3 separate regions of the Homo sapiens genome follow, and all the other regions are linked to region 1. Evidence: chromatin contacts called from ENCODE Hi-C or POLR2A ChIA-PET data. All regions are on one chromosome and are shown on one strand. The core of a region is the stretch at or near the end of the contact, and the rest is flanking DNA. Distances in the headings are between cores, read along the strand shown.

What was found. A loop is a pair of places that touch in the nucleus more often than their neighbours do. ChIA-PET counts read pairs that join two places held with the same protein, here RNA polymerase II (POLR2A). Pooled maps may share reads with other maps.
Region 2: a pooled map shows a loop between it and region 1 (2.9-fold over the local background). The contact joins the promoter of SNHG33 here to the promoter of PSMD2 in region 1. A Hi-C loop is called at or near these places in 1 of 50 pooled maps. POLR2A ChIA-PET finds 5 or more read pairs at or near these places in 2 of 52 experiments (GM12878 and OCI-LY7).
Region 3: a map of B cell shows a loop between it and region 1 (11-fold over the local background). The contact joins the promoter of YEATS2 here to the promoter of PSMD2 in region 1. A Hi-C loop is called at or near these places in 2 of 168 maps with a recorded cell type or tissue (B cell and naive thymus-derived CD4-positive, alpha-beta T cell), 1 of 37 single-sample maps with no recorded cell type and 10 of 50 pooled maps.

The regions. Positions count from the first base shown.
Region 1 is chr3:184,295,864-184,300,490 of GRCh38, reverse strand. PSMD2 (proteasome 26S subunit ubiquitin receptor, non-ATPase 2) reads right to left here and starts at 1,250. Exons shown (of 21, transcript NM_002808.5): 1 at 1,090-1,250; 2 at 584-640; 3 at 47-211. The coding sequence starts at 1,224. RefSeq lists a silencer at 1,243-1,582.
Region 2 is chr3:183,445,706-183,450,332 of GRCh38, reverse strand. It overlaps SNHG33 (small nucleolar RNA host gene 33), which reads right to left and starts at 2,725. Exons shown (of 4, transcript NR_038302.1): 1 at 2,568-2,725. RefSeq lists an enhancer at 2,523-3,058.
Region 3 is chr3:183,695,993-183,700,619 of GRCh38, reverse strand. It overlaps YEATS2 (YEATS domain containing 2), which reads right to left and starts at 2,823. Exons shown (of 31, transcript NM_018023.5): 1 at 2,627-2,823. RefSeq lists a silencer at 2,449-2,918.

The DNA.
Region 1 (4,627 bases), core at 1-2,500:
AAGGAATTCCTAAACTAGGCCTCCACCAGGTTTGAAACAGTTTTACCTTATTCTCCCCAGGGGCCATGTTCTCATAGATTTCCTTCAGTTTGCCATAGTGTGGACGCAGAAATTTGAGAGGCTTGGGCACTGAAGTCATGGAAGTTGTAGAAGAACGAATCTGCCTTCGCAATTCCTCCAGCGCTGGTCGATACAGGGATGTATCCTTCTCCTGATCAAGAGACGACAGGGCTCAGACAAAAAGGAGTCACACCCCTTCAAGTCATAATACAGAGATATTTAACTTAACAACTCCTCCAAGGAAATGCTGTGTCTTATTCATTCATCTGTGATTCCTCAACTCCCTGCACCCTGCCTGGCACAAAAACAAATGACCCAAGTTAAGAGGTAAGAACTCTGCTTCTCCCACAAGAGAAAGCTGCAAAACTGTACAAATACCCTTTGTAACTCTCCTGCCTCCCAACATCATCATAACACTGACCCTAAAATACAGTCCACCGTACATAGCAGTTGCCTCAAAAAAGAATAAAACAAGTGGGAAAGATCCAAACATGCACCGAATCATGTTAACATCGTGACTCACCCCTAGTCGTTCCACGAGCATCTCCAGTTCATCTTGAAGCTGTTTATCCTCTTCAGACTGGAGGGTTGGGAGAAGCAGCTCATGAAGAGAAGGAATCCCAAAGACGTCCTCCTCCCACTTACCCGGGGCAGGTGAAGAATAAGCCTGCCTCCTTAGGAGGGGCCAGGTGGACAAGGAAACCGAGTGGGAATGGGAAGCCCTGGTGAGAAATCAGCCTGGGTTCTGAATCAGGCTCTACTTGAATGCCACTCTAGGAAACGGAGGTGACAATGACCTGCCCGAGTCCACTTCACGCGGCGGTGGTGAGGGTTGGTGGGGACGGCGGAGGTGACAGCGCGGAACGGAGAATGAGGAGCAGAGAGGCAAGGTGCCGGGAGTCCCGAGGGTCGCCCCAACCGCCCTCTCCCTGGCGCGGTGGGGTAGTTGGGTGTCGGGCCTGAGGCCTGCGGAGCCGCCGTGACTCAGCCCCGCAGCCTCCTTCGCCGACTCTCGGGGTCGCGCCTCACCAGCTCCTGTTCTTTGTCCTTGTCCCCGGCATCCCGCCGCTCCTTGCCGCTCGGCTTCTCGTCCGTGCCGCCGGGGGCCGCCGCTGGAGACTGCTGGGGCTGCACCGGCGCCTTGTCCCGGCCTCCCTCCTCCATCTCCGCCGCCACTGCCGGCCCGCTGCGCGCGCACCCGCTCGCACCGCCCTTTTTCCCAGACCAACTCGCGCGCGTCGGTCGCGGCGCCCCTCCTCCTCCAGAGCCCGCCTGCGACCGGAAACGCCGGGGCGAGCCGGGGCGCTCGGCGACCCACCCACCCCCTCGGCCTGAGAGCCCCGCCCTCGGACCCCGCCCTCGGAGGCAGGTGGAGACTACAATTCCCAGCCTCCCCCGCGCCATAGTCGCCCCTGGCCCCCGACCTCTTCGGAGTTTCCTGAAACCCGCGGGACTTGGCCGTGTGGGGTTTGGGTTCGCTCACTGCTGTAGATGGGCGGTCTGCGAGCGGAGTTACCGAGTTTTACTCCGCCACAGGTTTTTCTCATAACGGTGTAAATAGAACCCACAGTGACACTCCAGTTGACTGCGTGGCGCGACAGACAAACTAGATTTCTTGACGTCCAGGACGCTTGATTGCCGCCTGTATAAAGTCTGTGTAACTGTGTCTAGCCCCACACCACTGTGGAATATTAACCTCATTTGGTTTTGTTGTTGTTGTTGCTTTTGAGAAGGAGGCTCGCTCTCTCGCCCAGGCTGGAGTGCAGTGGCGCGATCTCGGCTCACTGCAAACTCCGCCTACCAGGTTCAAGTGATTCTCGTGCCTCAACCTCCCGAGTAGCTGGGATTACAGGCGCCCGCCACCACGCCCAGCTAATTTTTGTATTTTTTAGTAGAGACGGGGGTTTCACTATGTTGGCCAGGCTGGTCTCGAACTCCTGACCTCAAGTGATCTGCCCGCCTCAGCCTCCCAAAGAGCTGTAATTACAGGTGTGAACCACCGCGCCCGGCCTATTAACCTCATTTGATATTCCTCCCCAGTTGAAAGAGAGTACTCTGCTATTCCCGTGGCTACCATTTTAAATACTTTGGGGAGCCAGGTGGAGTTGACATCGATCAATAAAGCCCTGTGCTCCCCGCCAAGTTCTGGAGCTAAAAGCAGAACAAGACAAGGTCTTCGTCCTCTATCTTCTCGTCTTTCCCTGTGAAGCCTTAGAGGCGTGTGACTGACGCGCTTATGTCAGGACTGCTTTCGAGTGATTCCATGCACTTCTTACAATCTTTTGAGATTGGTAGGGTTAGGTCCATTTTACAGAGAAGATCATATCAAGTAGTAAAATGAGGATTTATTTTTTATTTTATTTATTTGTTTTGAGATAGTGTTTCTCTCCTGTTGCCCAGGCTGGAGTGCAATGGCGCAATCTCGGCTCACCACAACCTTCGCCTCCCGGGTGCAAGTGATTCTCCTGCCTCAGCCTCCCGAGTAGCTGGATAAAGAGGAGTTTTAGAAAAAAATCCCTCTACAGATGACTGAAGAAAGCATGAAAATGTATGGACACCGTGAAGCCAGAGATAGAATAGGCAGAACAGTTATGGACTGTTGAATTTTTGTGCCACCACGCCCGGCTAATTTTTGTATTTTTAGTAGAGACGGGGTTTCTCCATGTTGGTCAGGCTGGTCTCCAACTCCCGACCTCAGGTGATCCGCCCGCCTCGGCCTCCCAAAGTTCTGGGATTACAAGCGTGAGCCACCGCGCCCGGCGGAATCAAAATTTAAAGCTCAGTCTTTCAGTCTTCAAAGCCCTTGACTGTTTTAGGCAAACCCCAGAGTTTCTTCTTCAGCTGTGTGTGTGTGTGTGTGCGTGTAAGGTGAGAAAAAAGGAAGTATCTCTTCTCCCTTTCACCTAGTGGGAACACTCAGGAGTCTTCTAGCAATCTTATTTTATGGGTTCTGACACATTGAAGAAAAAGACACCTAGTACAACATATCACAGAGTGAATGTTGGGTAAATGTTTGTGTAGATACGGAAGTAAAGGTCTGAATCCATTTTAAATACCTGTTGCTCTTTTCCACTCAGTGCTTGGATTCTAGGCATGACCTTCCATTGCCATTGCCAATGACTCCCCCAGCGCTGGTCTGCAGACAAAAATTCAACAGTCCATAACTGTTCTGCCTATTCTATCTCTGGCTTCACGGTGTCCATACATTTTCATGCTTTCTTCAGTCATCTGTAGAGGGATTTTTTTCTAAAACTCCTCTTTATCCATGACTTCCTTCTTCTTTTTTTTTTTTTTTTCCAGACGGAGTCTCGCTCTGTCGTCCAGGCTGGAGTGCAGTGGCATGATCTCAGCTTGCTGCAACCTCTGCCTCCCGGGTTCAGGTGATTTTCCTGCTTCAGCCTCCCAAGTAACTGGGACTACAGGCATGCACCACCACACCCCGCTAATGTTTGTATTTTTAGTCGAGACGGGGATTCACCATGTTGGCCAGGCTGGTCTTGAACTCCTGACCTCAAGTTATCTGCCTGCCTTGGCCTCCCAAAGTGCTGGAATTACAGGCATGAGCCACTGCGCCCGGCCTGGAACTGTGTCTTATTCATCTTTATGCTCCTAGCCTCCAGCCTAGCGCCTGGCTTGTAGTGAGCCTTGATAAATATTTGCAGAATGCATGCATGCGGAATGAATGAATGAATGAATGGCTTTGCATTCATCTTCAGGCCATCTTTGTGTATAATAACAACCCACTGGGAGCTGTCTTTGGAGGCCAGAACTAGGCACTGGAAAATCATGAGGTTTCTCCATTTGTAAATCATGATAGACCCACTAAAACTGCTTTTTTTTTTTTTTTTTTTTTTTTTTTTTTTTTTTTTGAGATGGAGTCTCCCACTGTCGCCCAGCCTGGAGTGTAGTGGCACGATCTCGGCTCACTGCAACCTCCGCCTCCCGGGTTCAAGCGATTCTCCTGCTGGTCTTGAACTCCTGACATAGTGATCCACCCACCTCAGCCTCCCGAAGTGCTGGGATTACAGGCATGAGCCACTGCGCCCAGCCTGCTTTTTTTAATTAAAAAAAAAAAATAGGACCTCCAATCCTGCAGAAAACTGTGCTTATTTTTATGAGGGACTCTCTTCCACCCGGACATTTCCAAAGTGCTATCAAGGGTGTGAAATCATACTTCTTGGCATATGTTAGCTTATTGTGGATGGGAATTAGTTAGACTTACCAATGGGACTGCATAAGGGATGGCCTAGCACTTTACCTATAATTGCTTCCCTGTGTCCACCGAGGAGCACCATCCCTTATTTCCCCTTCTGCCTGGACACACCAGAGCATATCACATACGCATACTCAGCCTGACAGGGCTACTAAGGGTAAAGGTTACATCTCTTACCTGATGTTCACCTTGGCTTGCCTCTGGAACCAAGCACCTGCAGAGTGTTCAACAAACAGGTGTTCCCTGGCTTGATTTCAGCTCAATGTGTGCTTAGGTTTCCTGAAGCTGTCTGGTTGTCACATGTGCCTTGCCCAGGGAATCTGGGTTGCATGGAAATGCACCTGCTGGTGATGG
Region 2 (4,627 bases), core at 1,476-3,975, 850 kb after region 1:
CCTCCCATATCCTAAATATCACTGGCTAAAAAAAGGCCTAGGAAAAATCAAAATAGACATTTCCTACATTATTATTCTGTGTTTAAGATGTATAAACAGGGAATAAGCTCTGCATTGACATCTCCAGGGAAGTTGTTCCGATATGTATTCACTGGTTATCATTTACCTTAAAGATAATTATCTTTCCAGTAGGAAACCATGACTTATACACAGCCTTGATCTTAATGAAGCCTATTGCTTTGTTAAAACAAGCTTTACTTCATAGCTAATACAGCAGTGAGCTCTGAAAACAGATAGCATGCAGATATCCCAAATGACAAAGATTCCCAACTAATAACACATCACTGCGGTTTTCATGTTGCACACTGCATTTAAACTTGACAACAGTGAACAGAAAAGGCATGGATCCCAGTCTACCCAGAAAGAAAGCTTCAGTTTGTCAGTCTGTTGAGATACAGTCCTATAAACCATATCTGCAACCCTAGTTTTTGTTTAATTTGAAACAAAAACTCCCTGCATACAGGGACAATAGTTAAAAAGAAGGTTCTGAATGGACAACTTTATACTAAGTCTTAAGTATGATGTTTTATATTTTTATAAAACCCGAAGTATCTGGGAAGTTAGGTCTCCCTGAGGGCAGACCTTAACTAATGACTCGGTAGAGACATAAACACACCAGCCTGCTGGTTCTCTGGTAAGGACGACTCCAGGGATTGACCATGCACACTGACTTAGAGTTAAGCAGCACTGAGCCACCTCCAGGGGAACAGGCTTAGAGCAGCTTGCTCACTGGCCTTCCTTCCCTTTCTATTCTATTTCTCTATTACCCTGTGATTTTTTCCTGGAAACTTTCTAATTATTTGCACAGGAATTCCTGTGTTAGGGTTTCCTTTGGGGCCCTAAGACACATGATATAATAAGTATTTTTAAACGGATGACTCTTATCTTTAAAAGCAGTATAACTTGCTACTTTTTTGACATATTCTTATGTAAAAGATAAAGTCACTTTGCCACTGCTGAATGTAAACAGAGAAAATTGATTTGGAAAAGTTTTAAAATTCAAATTTAAATATGAAAGATCTTCATCCTTTACCCGTGATACGTGCTACAGATATTTTCTCCCAATCCAGTTTTTTTTTTCAGTTGTCTTTTGACTTTATGATGTATTTGCCATGCTATTTGTTTTATGTGGTCAAATTTATCAACTTTTTATTTTATTGCTTATGGTTTTTTGAGTCATAGTTAGAAAGCCTTTTTCTTTTTAGTACTTGTATTGTTTCATTTTTCACATTTAGATCCCTGATCCATTTAGACTTCATTTTTGTTACGCTATAAGGTGTAGATCTAATTTTATCTTTTTCCAAATGGCCAACCAGTTGGCCCAGCTCTGTGTATTACAAAGCCCAACTCTGCTCCAATGATATGTGATAGCACCTTTATCTTTAACTTTCTACCTGCACTTGGGGTTATTTCTGGATTTTCTATTCTATTCTACTTGTCTTTTTATATTATTCACACACTAGTTCCACATCTTAATTATAGAGACTTTGTAACCTCTATAGTCATAAAACCTCTATGACTGCCTTCATAACCTGTATAATACAGTTTTAATTACAGAAACTAAAGACAAACATAACTGTAAACCAATATTGAACTCTGGCTAGTTGGTCTGTTTTTACACAGTGGTATGGGTTAGCAATTTTGAATCTACTTTTTGCACACGATTGAGCAAAAAAGTGAATATCTTGTGGATAAGGAGAGCCAGCTTTCTCACTCTCAGAAAACAGTTACAATTACAGAAAGGGCAAATCTGATTGAACCGTGAGATGCTGCACTGGAACTGAGTTAACAGTATGAAGTCAGCTGTTTTTTAAACATACATGTAGATAGATAGATATAAAACAGATATAGATGTGCCTGGATTGATGCATGTATGGATGTGTGTGGGGAGGGTGTGTGTATACATATAAATATACATGTATATATACGTACATACACACACATATGTACATAAATATGTGTGTTTGCATCTCTCTCTCTCTACATATATATATACATAAAATTTCCTAGCGTTGTCTGCTGAGACAGTCTAGAAGCGATGGCATCCTAGTAGCAACGAACACAACCTACAGCCCAGATACGGCTGTAAAATAGCATTCTCCAAAAAAAGGAACCAGGATTCTTTGGAGAAATGTCTGATTCCAAGGCAGGAGCTAAGTACAAGATGAGCCTGGAACATCTTGTGTCCTTAAACAGAGAATGACGGGGGGACATGTTAAAAGGACACGGGAACCAGAAGTAAGCAAATGAATAAACGGGGGAGAAAGGAAAGCGCTTCCTTACTATAGAAAAAGAGAAAACAGAAAAGCATTCTGTAGCTCGTACCGTGTGGGGGCGGGGGAAGACAGAGGCCTGGCTGCAGAAGGACGCCCTCTGGAAGGGGGACTGGAAGCCGAATCCCCTGACAAGCGGTCGCGGTCCTGTCTTTCCGCTCGAGCTTCGTTCTCCCTTCACCACCCACCCCGCGCCCCCACGCACCGATCCACCGCGGCTTTATGCCTCGTCACCTTGGCAACAGCAGCGGGCTCAGGCAGTGTCGCCACCAGTTTCTTGCACCCGCCAGCAGCACTGACGCTGCAGAGGTTGCCGCCATGTCCCCTCGGACCGGCCGCTTGGTGAAGTGCGGCTGCGTCTCCGTTGTCGTCCACATCACCTCCGTTCGGTGTAAAAGCCTCTTGTCCTCCTCTGGCCACCGTCCAGGTCTGAACCAAGAAATGAGCCAATCCCAGCGAGGCATTCGGGTGGGGGGCGTCACCGTTGAAACCACTCGGCTACAATCTGCCAATCGGGCTCGTGCCCGCGGGGTGTGGTCTCGGCCTCCGGGACCCTGGGGGTCTGCATCTACTCCGGGGTGATGTTGGGGGCTGGGAGGATCTGCTCTGTCCCCAGCCTCCTTAGGCCCTGGGTGTCCCTATCGCCGTTTCCGCCCAAGAACCGCAAGGGCCCACCCTATCGCAGGCTCCAGGGCAAGAAACCCTCCTCTTGACCTTCAATCTTTAGAGAACTGAGGTGAAGAAACGGGGCGGGAGACTGTCGTAGGATACAAAGGAGTGGAGAATAAAACAATGCAAAATTGTATAACATTTTCAAAATGTAAAAAAAAAAAAAAACTGATTAAGAAATCCTCTTAACCATCTCAAAACTGAGATTACTGAATATCTTAAAAATGAAAAAAAAAAGAGCAAGCTCTGCATATTAGTACCTGTGGGATATACCAATACAGTGCTTTTAAAAATTCAAAATAAAAGTAAATTAAATAATTCAGAAAAAATAGCAAGGTAAACCTAAGAAAAGCCGAAAGAAGGAATTCGTAAGAATAAAAGAAGAAAATAAAAAATAGAAATGGAAATGGGAATACTAATAAGAGATTTGAAAAAGGCAACAATAGGGTGGTTGGCTCAAGAAAGAAAGAGGAGCACATCAAAATACAAAATGATAAAGGGGAAATAACCATAGATACAGGAAAACTTAAAAGCATTGCATGATCAGTCAGTTCTACATAATAAATTTGAAAACTTGAATGAAATGGACAAGATTCCAAGAAAATATAATTTACCAAAACATTCCAGAGATAGAAATTCTAAGTAGACCAATTACCATAGAAGAAATAGATGTTGGCCGGGCGCGGTGGCTCACGCCTGTAATCCCAGCACTTTGAGAGGCCGAGGCGGGCAGATCACCCGAGGTCAGGAGTTTGAAACCAGCCTGACCAACATGGAGAAACCCTGTCTCTACTAAAAATACAAAATTAGCCGGGCGTGGTGGCACATGCCTGTAATCCCAGCTACTCGGGAGGCTGAGGCAGAATTGCTTGAACCCGGGAGGCGGAGGTTGCGGTGAGCCGAGATTGTGCCATTGCACTCCAGCCTGGGCAACAAGAGCGAAACTCGGTCTCAAAATAAAGGAAAAAAAGAAATAGATGTTATTAGAGAACTGCATTTCTCCATAGCTGAATCCACAGAAGCACCAGGCCCAAATTATTTCATAGGATAATTCTGTGAAAACTTAAGGAACAGAGAGTTGGTTGCTGTTGATTCTGCCTTAAGCACAGAAAAAAGAGGAAGCATTTCAAATTCTATTCATGAAGTGAGCATAACATTTATACCAAAGTCTCATAAAACACCCATACAGCATATACGTATACATTGACCATAGAAATTCTTACTCATGGCCGGGCGCGGTGGCTCACGCCTGTATCCTAGCACTTTGGGAGGCCAAGGCAGACAGATCACCTGAGGTCAGGAGTTCAAGACTAGCTTGGCCAACATGGTGAAACCCTGTCTCTACTAAAAATACAAAAATTAGCCAGGCTTGGTGGTGTGTGCCTGTAATCTCAGCTACCCAGGAGGCTGAAGCAGGAGAATCGCTGGAACTCGGGAGGTGGAGGCTGCAGTGAGCCAAGATCACACCACTGCACTCCAGCCTGGGAGACAGAGCAAGACTCCATCTCTAAAAAATTAAAAAAAAAAAAATTCATACTCATGAATATTACTGGAAAAATCCTAAATCAAATAAAAATTATAATAAAGTATTTCTATTTTACTAGAAATAGCTGGGTACAGTGGCT
Region 3 (4,627 bases), core at 1,574-4,073, 600 kb after region 1:
CTCAAAAAAAAAAAAAAAAAAGAAAGAAAAGAAAAGAAAAAGAAAAAATCTGCTTCACAAGTCTTGTTTTCTGTGAGAAAACTGCATCAACTCCCACCATCTACTGGGTATCACGACAGAAAACAGACTGAAAGCAGAGCAGGACCAAAGGCAGGGAGATAGGGAACAATCCAAGAACGTGGCAATGAACATTCAAATAAAAATCCGTAGTTGATGAGAAGAGGACAGGACCAACTATTTCTGAGAATCTATTCTAAGAAAATACAGGGTAATGTACATCGTATGTGGGCTACACTCAGAGATCTACAACCTAAATGTTAATTCTCTTCTTCCTATGGATTTTATAATAAAAAATAACCCACAGTAAAATATCATGCATCCACTGAATGAACATGAAGCATTTGAAACTGAGAAACATGTGGGGAGAACTCTGCATGCTGTATGTCAAGCTACCTATTTTTAATATCTAAAGAACTTTTGACAATCAATTAGGAAATAACAAAAGATGACAGAGAACAGGAAAAGAAATTCACAAACAGCCAATAAATGGGAAAAAAATGTTCAAACATACTAGTAATCAATAAATGAAAAAAACACAAGACACCATTTTTCATCGATTAAGTTTAGTTTTGGGGCAGATGGAAATGGGGCACTTTTTTTCTAATTTGCACTCATTAGTTTCATTTCCTCACATCCGGTTCCCACCTCCCACTTCCAGAACTATGGACAGGAAGACCAATGACCAAAACCAATAACCACCGTGTTGCCAAATTCAATTGACAATCTTAATGAACATCTCAGAAGCCCTGATAAAAGGACCAATTCAACATCTTCCAGAAACACCTCTTTTGGCTGCCATGATACATGCCATTTTGGTAGGAGCTTTTTCTCCTACCTCACTTGCTGTTTCCTGCGTCCTTTCCCCAACCTTCTTCCTCTACCAGACCTAGAGGTATTTGAGTGTCTGCGCCCTTTTCACTTCTCCACACTCTTTCCCCTCAGTGATCTCACACAGCACCATACCTTTGAATATCATCTACGTACAGATCACTCCCAATTTTTTTTTTTTTTAAGAGACGGGGTCCTTCCTGCCTTGTAGCCAAGGCTGGTCTAGAATATCTGGGCTCAAGCGACCCGCCTCGGTCTCTCAAAGTGCTGGGATTTCAGGTGTGAGCACCGCGCCCAGCCACTCCCAGATTTTTATCTCTAGCTCTAGCCTCTCTCCTCCTTGAGTTCCAGCCCTCTACATCCAACTGCCTCAACACACCGACTTCATAACTAACATGCATCTAAAATTTAATACATCTAAAATAGAATTCGTTTTTCCCACCTCAAATTTCTCTCTTCCATTCTTCATCTCAGTAAACAGCACCACCACCTACTCAGTTGCTCAAAACAAAAATCAAAAAAGCAAAGATTCCCACCATTCCCTCACCAATCCAAGTCTTGTTCATTCTACCTTAAAACATTTAAAAATCTGTTTATACTTCCCCATCTCCCTGCCACGGGCCTAGTCCAAGCTACTGCAAAGAGCACAGTAACTGACCTCGTAGGTTCCTCCCCAGCCCTCTTCCTCTACATAGCAGTCGGATCATGCTACTCGCCTTCTCAAAACCTTCAAAGGCTTCCCGGGAAAAACTAAACTCCTTATCAGGGCATCATCTGCCCTATCTTTTAAAGAGTATACACAAACAGGAATATACATCCAAGGGTAGTATCTCTAGATCGTAAAACTGCGGGCATTTTTCTCTGGCTTTGCTTGTATTTTTAAATTTTTCTACGCTGAATACCCTCTACTCATTAAGAAAGGGGAAATGATATTGCTGAATTCTATATAATATTATACCGCATTTTTTACATGTGAGCGAGAAAAGGGAATGGAAAACGTGGGTCAACTCTGTAACTGCTGAATGCTTAGATGAAAATACTAGCCAACATCAAACTAAAAAAAAATGATGTGTCAGGCCTGTAAGATTGCTGATGGCATTTCTCTTCCTCTGGTTTCTATTTCTTAACATAATCACATTCATGATGGAGAAAACCTCATTGTCTTCTGCAGTCTGGCCACAGCCCTTCAAGCCAGCCTTTCCTGCAGGAGTCCTCACTTTCCGAGGCTTCCACTCCGCCCCGCACTGCCCGCAGCTCCGGCGCGTTGGCCCCGGCCCCATCCCTGGACCCCCAAAGCCTCTCTGACCCCTCCCCTCCATCCCAGGGAGGCCCGGTGGGGATGGCGACAGGTTGGAGGGGCATTCCAGGATCCTTTCGGTAAACCCACGACTTTCTGGTGCTGGGGCCAAATCTTGCCTCCAAGGCCAAGAGCTTAACATCCTAAAAGCTCCGGCCGCTGTGGCTCGGGGTCCCGTATCCCCTCAGCGCAGCGCCCCGCTGAAGAGGAAGCCCCCAACTCACGTTCCAATTCCAGGCTCCCGCTTCTGCGGCTCCCCGGCCCGCACCTGGGATCCTCCCTGCCCTCCCCTCGGCCCCGGGGCCTCACCGGGTCCCGCTGCCGCGCTGCCTGCCGATGGGGGAGGGGCGCGCACGTGCCCGCGCCGCCCCCGCCCAAACAATGCCCCGGAGAGCGGGGCGCGCTCCCGGCCGGTCCCTTCCTGCGCCCGCCAACACTCACCCTTTCTCCGGGTCTCCGGCTGCAGCGCGGGCCCCGCCGGCCGCCGCGAGAGAGCACGGCGAGGTGAGAGAGCGGGCGAAGCCCCGCGGAGCTGCCCCGCCACAAGGCCCCAGCGACCCCCGCAACCTGCGGAAGCACACGGCGCGGTGGAGCCCGCCCGGCGCGTTCCGCCCCGCACGTCAGCAGCTGGGCGCGTCGGGGCGCGCGCGGCGGCGCGCGCGGCCTCGGGGCGGAGCTCCCAGGGATGAGGGCGGGGCGGGGCGGGGCGGGGCTGGTCCGGGCTGGGACCCCGGCCCGCGAGGGCACTTCCTGGGCAGTGTGGGCGTCGATTCTTGCAAAGGCACAGTCGTCCATCACTTTCCTGCCCCAGAAGATGGCGAATTTCAACCCCAAGTTTGACAGAATATTCATTCTGCCGGCGTGTATGAGCTTCCCTATTAATCACAATAGTGACTATGATGTTTGTGTGTGCCATCTTTGTGCCAACCCATGTGCTAAGTGCTGGGTATACAAAATAACAGTAGTTATTTCTAGCCCATTTTACAGATGAAGAAACTGAGGCAGGGAAGGCTTGAGACTTATCTCAGTCACACTAGCTAGTGACAATCCAAGTCCAGTTTTCCACCTAAATATCACTTGAGGCCAACATTCTCTTTCGTTGTAACTCTACCACCCTACCCAAGACCCTGTAATCTCTCTGCCCAAGACTATGAATAGCCTCCCAACTGGTCTTGGGGAACTTCTGTTCCCCTTCAATCCCTTCTCACTGTATAACGATTTACTACTGGAGCTGAGTGGTGGGTTTAGGAAGTTCACTTTTTTTTTTATACTTTACATACATGTTACCAAATTTTTAATGTATTTAATGTTTTTATCAACGCATAATAAATATAAGTGGTGTTTTGTTTTTTGTGTTTTTTTTTTTTTTTGAGATAGAGTCTCCCTCTGTTGCCAGGCTGGAGTGCAGTGGCATGATCTTGGCTCACTGCAGCCTCCGCCTCCCGGGTTCAAGCGATTCTCCTGCCTCAGCCTCCCAAGTAGCTGGGATTACAAGGCGCGCGCCACCACGCCTGGCTGATTTTTGTATTTTTAGTAGAGACAGGGTTTCACCATGTTGGCCAGGCTGCTCTCGAACTCCTGACCTTAGGTGATCCACCCGCCTCAGCCTCCCAAAGTGCTGGGATTACAGGCGTGAACCACCACCCCCAGGCTAATTTTGGTTTTTTTAGACAGGTCTCACTATCACCACAGCTAGTCTCACACTTCCGGGCTCGAGAGATCCTCCTGGCTGGGCACGGTGGCTCATGCCTGTAATCCCAGCACTTTGGGAGGCTGAGGCGGGCGGATCACCTGAGGTCAGGAGTTCAAGACCAACCTGGCCAACATGGTGAAACCCCGTCTCTACTAAAAATACAAAAATTAGCCAGGTGTATTTGGGCATGCCTGTAATCCTAACTACTTGGGAAGCTGAGGCAGGACAGTCACTTGAACTCGGGAGGTGGAGGTTGCAGTGAGCCATTGCACTCCAACATGGGCAACAAAAGTGAAACTCCATCTCAAAAAAAAAAAAAACTAAGAAAGGCTTCCTTGAACCTTAAGCTAAGACTCAAGAGATAATAGGAACTGGGGAGATAAACAAATTTCATGGAGAAGGGGGTGAGGTCACAGGTCAGGATGAGTGTGTTGGTGTTCCCCTACTCTTAGGGTTTAACAGTGAGGTGGAAAGCATAGAAATACCCAGATAAGTGCCAAGAAAGCTAGAAGCTGACTTCCCTTGGTGTAGCTTGGAAGGCTGTCCAAGTCTGTGAGAAGGCTCACACAGTAGGGCTTGGGAGCAGGCCATGGCGTTGGGAGGAGTCTGCAATAGTGCTGCTGGAGCGCTGCAGCTTGCACATTTAGGTATGTCAGAATTCCAGACTTCTCTTGTTGCTCCCTGCCTGGCATGCAGAAAGTAGCATGGTTAAGAGCCATGGACAGACCAATAGGCACTGTGCCAGGGGG